Regions from separate parts of the Homo sapiens genome. Here region 2 is linked to region 1. Evidence: chromatin contacts called from ENCODE Hi-C or POLR2A ChIA-PET data. All regions are on one chromosome and are shown on one strand. Each heading gives the region's core, a stretch centred on a gene start or an enhancer-like site at or near the end of the contact. The rest is flanking DNA. Distances are from core to core; before and after follow the strand shown.

Evidence for each region. Hi-C counts contacts between places; a loop is a spot of excess contacts on that map. ChIA-PET counts read pairs that join two places held with the same protein, here RNA polymerase II (POLR2A). Pooled maps may share reads with other maps.
Region 2: a loop to region 1 is called in a pooled map, with 11 times the contacts of the local background. The contact joins the promoter of RAB8B here to the promoter of CLPX in region 1. A Hi-C loop is called at or near these places in 6 of 50 pooled maps. POLR2A ChIA-PET finds 5 or more read pairs at or near these places in 2 of 52 experiments (B cell and activated T-cell).

The regions. Positions count from the first base shown.
Region 1 is chr15:65,182,875-65,187,405 of GRCh38, forward strand. CLPX (caseinolytic mitochondrial matrix peptidase chaperone subunit X) reads right to left here and starts at 2,468. Exons shown (of 14, transcript NM_006660.5): 1 at 2,201-2,468. The coding sequence starts at 2,279. RefSeq lists an enhancer at 2,101-2,985 and a silencer at 2,407-2,716.
Region 2 is chr15:63,187,823-63,192,353 of GRCh38, forward strand. RAB8B (RAB8B, member RAS oncogene family) reads left to right here and starts at 1,784. Exons shown (of 8, transcript NM_016530.3): 1 at 1,784-1,926. The coding sequence starts at 1,803. It overlaps LOC101928972 (a long non-coding RNA gene), which reads right to left and starts at 1,609. Exons shown (of 4, transcript XR_932355.4): 1 at 1,024-1,609. RefSeq lists enhancers at 1,209-1,358, 4,445-4,531 and a silencer at 1,539-1,868.

The DNA.
Region 1 (4,531 bases), core at 1,218-3,717:
ATACTAGTCCGGGTGCGGTGGCTCAAGCCTGTAATCCTAGCACTTTGGGAGGCCAAGGCGGGTGATCTCCTGGGGTCCAGGAGTTGGAGTCCAGCCTGACGAACATGGCAAAATCCCGTCTCTACTAAAAATATAAAAATTAGTGGGGCGTGGTGGCGCGCGCCTGTAACCCCAGCTTACTCAGGAGGCTGAGGCAGAAGAATTGCTTGAACCCAGGAGACGGAGGTTGCAGTGAGCCGAGATCGCGCTACTGCACTCCAGCCCGGGCAACTTAGCAGATTCCATCAAGACAGACACACAAAAAGAGGCCAGGCGCGGTGGCTCACGCCTGTAATCCCAGCACTTTGGGAGGCCGAGGCGGACGGATCACAAGATCAGGAGATCGAGACCATCCTGGCTAACACGGTGAAACCCCGTCTCTACTAAAAATACAAAAATTAGCCAGGCGTGGTGGCGGGCGCCTGCAGTCCCAGCTACTCGGGAGGCTGAGGCAGGAGAATGGCGTGAACCCAGGAGGCGGAGTTTGCAGTAAACTGAGATCTGGCCACTGCACTCCAGCCTGAGCGACAGAGCGAGACTCTGTCTCAAAAAAAAAAAAAAAAAAAAAAGAAAGAAAATAAGACAGACAGAAAGACAGATAGTAGATGGAAAGAAAGACAGAAAGGAAAGAAAGACAGGAAGGAAGGAAAGGAAGGAAGGAAGGAAGGAGAAAAGAAAAGAAAAAGAAAGAAAACAGTCGTTTTGAAAAGAAAAAAAAATAACTGCCTATCTCCTATGATTCAAAAATGTTCACGGACTCTTGGCTACAAGAGATCAGTAACACTTTCAAAGAAGCCGTCCCTGACCAAAGGGAACACACACATACTTCATCCACCCACTGGAAACTGTATTATTCTTTGTCTACTCCACTAGATTTAAACATGAGGGTGAGGACTTATTCACCACTCTACCTCCAGCACTAAAAGAAGGCCTGACACACAGTGGACCCTTGACAAATATTAATATATATCAGATAAATGGATTAAAATATGTCACTTTAAAGTGTTTGCAAATCGAATTCCTGGAATCGGGACATCTACTGGTTGAGGCTTAACATCGATTTAGGATTAAATTTACTCCCTTACATTTATATATCATTTTACAAAATGCTTCTGCCCACGTTACCTCATTCAATCCTTCCTTCTGTAGTAAAGAAACTGGAAGATATATTTAGTAAACAATAAGGATTTTATAATTGGCTTAGAAGTTAGATAAAAGGGGCCTTTTTAAAAATCCATCCAAGGGTCATAAACCGATAAGCCAAAATAAAACGAATTTGTCTAGAAGTCAGTCATTATAACAGGATCTAGCCTCGTGGTCTGACTTCCACAGATTTGAGGAAGAGAAAAAAAGTTTATTTTCCAGACTCTCTTGGCTGGGGCGCCATTCTTTCACAGCTTCAGATAAACAGAAAGAAAAGGTAAACAACATGCGCCACTCTTAGGAAACTACCTCCCGGTCAAGTTGGGAAAGCCAGCAAAGGACTGCTGAAACACCCAAGTACTTCCGAACCAACTCCTGCGGGACTTCTCCCCATCTCTCCCGCCGCTGTCCTGCGGGCCCCGGGGCTTGCCTGACGCCGGGAAGTATTGTGAACCTTGTTTATGTCCCAGTGTCAGGGCCGCACAGTGATAGTAACATCTCGGGTATCGCGCGGCTTGCGTCCGGGACGGCCAGCTGGGTGCCCCGAGTCCTGGGGGACCCTAGTAGGGACAGATCCTCAGCCGAGCCCCTCCTGGAGCCCCCAACGGGCCCGAGGGGGATCCCGGCCAGGCTGCGGAAGAAGAGCCGCAGCCATGGCAGGCGGCGGTCCCCGGCAGGGCTGAGTGGGATCTGGAGACATTTTTTAATAACAGGAGCATTTTGTGCCTTTCAGGGTTTCTACAAAGTGGCCGCATTCCGGCCCCAAAGTCAGCAGGCCTGAAAGCGTGCAGGCAGGCGCGTGGGAAGGAGTTTACTTCCAATTTGAGCAACGGCTGCTCCAGAGGTTGGCAGAGCCCCATTCCACGGGGAAAGTGGTGGGTGCCGGGCGAAGCGCCGCGCATTCCCTCACACTCCCCGGGTGCAGCAGGCCTCGTGCCCTCCCCGGGGCCCCCAACCATTGGCCAGTCCACCCCCCCCCCGACAGGCTGAGGGCTCAGGAGTGGCACTATTTCGTTACCTCTCTGCGCGGAGGCGAGTGAGGAGGTGATGAGCCGGACGGCCGCCGCGCCGCAAGTACAAGCACCGCAGCTGGGCATCTCCGCGAGGCCTAGGCCGGGGCTTCGCCCCCTGAGGACCTCCGGGTCACAGCGGCGTGAATCCTGCCCGCAAGGCGCGCTGACTCGGTTCCGAACCCTTTCGCGGGCCCTAGACCCCGTGGAGAGTTCACCTGCCCGGCAGCCAGGCCTTCACGCTTCTCTGCCCCACAGCCGTCTATTCACCAGAGTAGACACCCAACCCCCCCCTCCCTTCCCCTCCTTCTCCTTCTACCCCCACCCCCAGCCTACTGGGCCCGGGGAGCTTGCGCGCGCCTGCGCCCTAGGCCCGGGGAGGGGGCGGAGGGCGTGGGCACGCGCCGTGTTTGCGAGCTGGTGAAGCTACGTGAGGCGAAGGCGAGGGGGTGGTGCCCTGGGCGCCAATGAGTTCCCTACGGCAAGCGTCTAGCCCCAACTGGGGCGACTACAGGTCCCGACGCTCAAGGTTGCCAAAAGCCCTTTTATCCTAAAGTTGAAAGGTTTTGCGATAGACGCGGAGAGATGCATGCCGGGACTTGTAGTCCCGAGTCGTCATAGTCGAGCTCTTCCGGTCACTTTTAGTGGGCGGCAGGGAAGGTCAAGGTGAGGCTGGTGGCTTAACCCTCCAGGGGGAAGTCTCTAAAGTGCCTTGGTAGGCGCTGGATGCTTCAGATTCACTAAATTTCTTCCCCCGGAATTCCACATCCTGTGTTCCTTATCTTCTCATTCTCCTTAGTTTCATCACTTGTAACATGGAGTTGGTATTGTCAGTTAGTTCCCTGAGCAGCAATTGTTAGTTGGTAACAGCTCCGTCTCCTTGTTCTTTCAGGCCTCGTGGTGATAAAGCTTCTAGCTGTTGCTAGTCCGTGGGTGCTTTAAAGTCTTGAGGGTTTTCTTTTCTTTCTTTCTTTTTTTTAATTTAGTAAAGATGAGGTCTCCCTATGTTGCCCAGGCTGGTCTCAAACTCCTGGGCTCAAGTGATCCTCTCGCCTCGCCCTCCCAAAGTGCTGGGATTACAGGCGTGAGCCACCGCACCCGGCCGTGATTAAGGATGGCACTGCATAGATAACCTCTGGTCAGGTTCCTATCAGGCCATCCTCTCAAGTTATGAATTCAAAAGCACAGAGCCGGCTGGGCGTGGTGGCTCACACCTGTAATCCCAGCACTTTGGGAGGCCGAGGCAGGTGGATCACGAGGTCAGGAGTTTGCGACCAGCCTGACCCACATGGTGAAACCCCATCTCTACTAAAAATACAAAAATTAGGTAGGTGTGGTGGCGTACTCCTGTAATCCCAGCTACTCAGGAGGCTGAGGTGGGAGAATTGCTTGAACCCAGGAGGCGAAGGTTGCAGTGAGCCGATATCGTGCCATTGCACTCCAGCCTGGGCGACAGAGCGAGACTCCGTCTCAAAAAAAAAAAAAAAAAACCCAGAGCCATCTGAGATTATCCCTGTGAGAAAATGGATCCTTCACCAGGAAAGTGATGGCAAATACTTGTGGTCACATCAGCCCTTCCACATCACACCTACTTTCAGCTGTTTTCTGACAGATTAATGACGCTTTAAAAAGAAAGTCAAGTGCAGTTTTCCAGCTCAAATAGTTTACACTGGAGGAGTTAACTCCTTGAGTTATTTACTTTTTGCGAACTACATAGCTGAAGGCACATAACTTTTTTTTTGAGACAGAGTCTCCATCTGTCACCCAGGCTGAAGTGCAGTGGCACCATCTCAGCTCACTGCAACCTCTGCCTCCTGGGTTCAAGTGATTCTCCTGCCTCAGCCTCCTGAGTAGCTGGGATTACAGGCATGCGTCACCATGCCCGGTTAATTTTTGTATTTTTAGTAGAGGCAGAGTTTCACTATGTTGGCCGTGTTAGTTTCAAACCCCTGACCTCAAGTGATCCGCCTGCCTCAGCCTCCCAAAGTGCTGGGATTACAGGCATGAGCCATTGCACCCAGTCAGGCACATAACTTTTTATGTCTTCATTTTATGTAAAACTTTTTCTTTTGTCTTTTTTTTTTTTTTTTTTTTGAGATGGAGTCTCACTCTGTGGCCAGGCTGGAGCGCAGTGGTGCGATCCTGGCTCACTGTAACCTCTGGCTCCTCGGTTCAAGCGATTCTCCTACCTCAGCCTCCTGAGTAGCTGGGACTACAGGCGCACACCACCACGCCCAGCTAGTTTTTGTATTTTTAGTAGAGACGGGGTTTCACCATGTTGGCCAGGATGGTTTTGATCTATTGACCTCATGATCCGCCTGCCTTGGCCTCCCAAAGTG
Region 2 (4,531 bases), core at 534-3,033, 2.0 Mb before region 1:
ATTCCGTAAGCAGCAGCAGCAGCAGCAGCAGCCCTCTGGCTACTGTATGATCAATCAGTTAATGATGACACATTTCATCTTTTACCCGCATAGAAAATGAAGGCCAATTCTAGGGCCAACTAAGTCTTCTGCCACAATGCAACTGAGAATGGATTATCAGTGGCACTGTTCCTAAAGTCACAAGGCACACAGTATGTGTCCTTAGAAAAGCCTGCTGGTTTGTTCAACTAACTGTCCACGGTTTTTCCCCCCCCCCCTTTTCTTATTCCACTAATGGTGGAGTCCACTGGTTCCCTTAATAACCTCTAGCCTTCCAGAAGGTGTTTCCTTATAGCTAAGGTAAATGTCTGGACCAGTGGTTCTCAAATACTTTGGTTTCAAGACCCCTTCATCCTCTTAAAACTTATTGAAGACTCCAAGAAGCTTTTTTTCATGTGGGTTTTACCTGTCGGTATTTGACATATTAGAAATTAAAACTTCGAAGGGAGAACAACAGATGAGAGACACAGAGCCCTGGCAGGGTGGACTCCTAGTCCCACACCTTCTTAGCCTTTTGCTTCCACATTACCTGAACCAGTCAACACCCCTTTCACAACAGCTAATCCGGTTGGGTTTCTGCCACTAGCAAATGAAAGGGGACTGAACAATACATCCACAAAACAGAGAATTAGCCTAAGACAATAAATAATAAAGGATTAACTTGAGTATAACAGAATGCTGTTTCCTCCCTATATTCGTCATCAATTAAGTGAGAGCCTACTGAAGAGTAATGAATATTACCATCACTGCTAACAGTGCCTTATGGGTTTCAAAGAACTTTCACATTTAGTATTTAAGTTTCACTGGAACCCTATGAAGTATCTTGTTTCATATCCATTTTACAGATGAGAAAACTGAAATGTCCAGTGCCTGTGTGACTTGTCACAGCGGTTTTGCAGCAGAGCCAAGACTAAATTCAAATCTTACTCTCTAAATTCCCGTGGCCCGCCTCACAGGATGCTTGCAGTTTCATGGGGCACAGACCTGTAGCACAAGACTTCCCAGATTTAAAAATCCATCCTCCTGCGAGGAGAGGGGAGCGATCAGCGTAGCAGATTCTCTAAATACTCATTGTATTTGGCTCTGGTCTGTGTGGCGTGAAGAAGGGGGCACGAGTGAGGTTCGAGTTAGCATGGTAACCATTCTTTCTCAGCTCTGTGACTGAGGGGCTGCGGGAGGGGGTTATAGTGGTGCTGGGCATGGCCTCGGGGAGAAGCTGGATAATGCCCTCTGCAGATAACCCGTAGGCTGCGCCACAGCAGCGCCAAGGAAAGAAAGCATCTCTGCTCCAGGTCTCGGCGGAAGAGATGCGGGAACTACGGGGCTCTGATTCTGAGGTCCTGGATTTGGAAGGCGTCTGCACACAAAGAAATAACAAAGTTAAGTTCCCGCGGCTCGACCAGCAGAGTACGAAACGGGGCCTCCCTTCCCAGCTCGGGTGGAAACGCCTCCACCCTGTCACCCCGCCCATAGCAGGTCTTTTATCCGCTGGAGCCGCCTGGACAGTCCTCGCGGGGCACGCCCGAGGCTCCCCGGAGGAACTACAAGTCCCATGAAGTCCCGGGGCGCGGGCGGTGATGACGAAGCCCTCGCCGATTGGCCGCACGGGGCGGGGCGCGCAGGCCTTCTCCGAGAGGAGGGGCGGGGCGTGGGGCGGGGCGAGCAGCGGCGGATTGGCGGGCACGCCCCCTCGCCCGCGGCCCCCTCCCCGCCTCTCTCCACCGCCTCCTCTGGCTCCCCGGTCAGAGGGCCGGAGCGAGAAGATGGCGAAGACGTACGATTATCTCTTCAAGCTCCTGCTGATCGGCGACTCGGGGGTAGGCAAGACCTGCCTCCTGTTCCGCTTCTCAGAGGACGCCTTCAACACCACCTTCATCTCCACCATCGGTGAGGGAGGGGCCGCGGCCCGGGACCGGGTAGAGAATTGGGGGGCGGGTACTAGGGGACGGGGAAAGGGCGGGGGGCGCTTGGGAGCCCGGGAGAGGAGACCCCGGGGACTGCAAGGTGGCGGGGGCACTGAGAGGGGCGAGGGCGTGAGGGAGAGGGGCGAGGGCGTGAGGGAGAGAGGCGAGCGGGAACGTGAGGCTAAGGGCGAAGGGGGAACTTGGGGGCAAAGGAACGGGAAGGGGAACAGAGGAACAAGGACTAGGGGTATTGGGGGAACGAGAGGGTTCGGAGACTGACAGGGAGGGGTCTTTGAGGGACAAAATGTGTTGGGGGGAAGACTCAGGAAATCTCATGTAGAGAGAAGGGGATAGTGGACGTGCCAATGATTAAAAGACAGGAGAGGAAGGAAATGTGAAGGGGGAAATGAGGGATGGGGGCAATGAGAGGGATGTGAAGTAAAGGGACAGAGGACACAAGGGACAGAGAGGTGAGAACCAGGCAACTGGAAGGGAATTCAGGGGAATGAGCGGTCAGGAGGTGAGGAAGAAGGGGACGGCTGGCCACAGGAGGTCTGGACTGAGATGTCGTAGGAGGGGACAGAAGAAAATTGTAGGTGGAAGAAGAGTTCAAGGGATCAGAGGGCAGAATGAGGATACTTGATGGAGAAAGTAAAGGGATCTGGGTGTGAGACAGAAAGGAAAAGAGGAAGCAACATCATAGTAAAGGGAGGTTGAGCAGAGAAGACAGAGGAGATGGAAAAGAGAGGAAATGGAAAGTAGTGGGGCGCAAGACTTGCTATAGTAACTGATTACCATTTTCTCTTCACTTCCTTTGGATCAAGTGCAGGAGAAAGCAAAATGTGACTAATGATGGAATAATGTCTATAGAGCGTTAATTTGTTCTGTGAGTGTTAATGGATGTTAAGGGAATTGGTGACTTTTGGAAATGATGTGGTCAGGAAAATATGGTTCACCTCTTTACTACCATCTCCTGAGAAGCAAGACTTCTCAGTATTTTAAATCCTTCGGTTTGAATGTTTAACAGCTTCTCAGCCAAGGAAATGAACTTACATTCTACCTGCCTCCCTGTATATTTTGCTTTGGTTCTAATTATTGTTAAGTGAATCACAACATGTGATATACCTCTCAGTTACTTCCAATTGAATCAAGAGTTTTTCTGATCCTGGCTGGGAGCTGTCCTTTCTACTTTTGTACTGGAAGACACTGTGTTCAGGTAATAAGATCTCTTAACTTATCATAAACTGAAGACCAAGTCAAAGCTGGTTTTAAGCTGTTTTAGAAGTGACCACCTTAACATCATTTCTCCTGTTAAATAGTTGCAGGTTAATTAAGTACCTTAAGAATACCTCAGCTTTTGGTTGTGTTGGTGATGTTTCTGGCCTCTAATAGTGGCTTATTTAGTCATCTTTCGTATGGTTCTTACAGCATATTTCACCATGAATTTCTGGGTTGGGAAATAATAGAGAGCTAGTGCTTTGGTAATACGTGTGTTTAAATATTTGTGTATTTTTAAGGATAATTTATCTTTTTTTAAAAAAAGAGTATTTGGTATAGAACACTCTTTAAGTATTAGTAAAGGCTATGGTTTGTTTGCTCATTCTGGATTCTTTCATATAGATTGAATGGTCTAAAATCTCCTGGGTGTTATGATGTCTGGGCTTAGGGAAGTTTGAATTGCAAGTTCTTGGCAGTCAGTCTTGAGTGGGACTTTTTCTTTTCTGAAAAAGCAGATTTTAAATGTCATCTCTCAAGTATATTCCTAAGATTTGGTGGTAGCTGCTGGTACAGCAACTAAAGGGTGTTAATTTTTGACATTTGTATTAATTTCAAAGCCTCAAATAACAATTTTTCATTGTTGAATGCATACTGCAGTACAGATGGTAAAGGATAATTTCTAACAAGTTGAGTGGGTGTCCTTTTGTCCATTCTGTATTTGAGCCTCCCAGAAGTATCTCCTGCCTTGAAAGTAAGTGAATCTCGCTGATGCTGTTTTTGTTAAGCTTCTTGGACGACTTGCTTGTTTGTAATAGTTTTATTCGTTTTCTCTTTTTCCCTTAATTTTTGTCCCATGTTTCCTGTAAGGGTATCTGGTTCCTTTTAAAATAGTAGCTTTTAAAAATTACTTTTCATTTTGAAGGGTTCAAGTCTATCAGTGGATTTCAAAAAATGATGGAAATGAGGTTCTTTGGAGGGTGACAGCTATGAAGGCATGAAAACCAGTGTCCTGAAACAGATTAGAATAGGAAGTGAACATGAAAAGGAGGTGAATCTCATGTGACATCTTGGTCTTTATATTTTCTGTGAGGTGGATGTGGTAAAAAGAGGTGTGAGCTGTGTCTTCAGTTGACGTGGAGGAGGGGAAATCCCATACCTCTTATTTAGCCCCAGAGCTCCAACAGGAAGTGGTAGCACACTGCCTTCAAACTGCAGAATTTATATACACACTGCCTTCAAACTGCAGAATTATATAGAAACCTAATGCTCTGCAGTCAAAATTAAGCTGGGAAAATAAGGTGAATGTTAGCACCATTCTGGTTCCACAGACTCTTCACTGATTACAAGTATAGATTTTGAGTGTTGACATC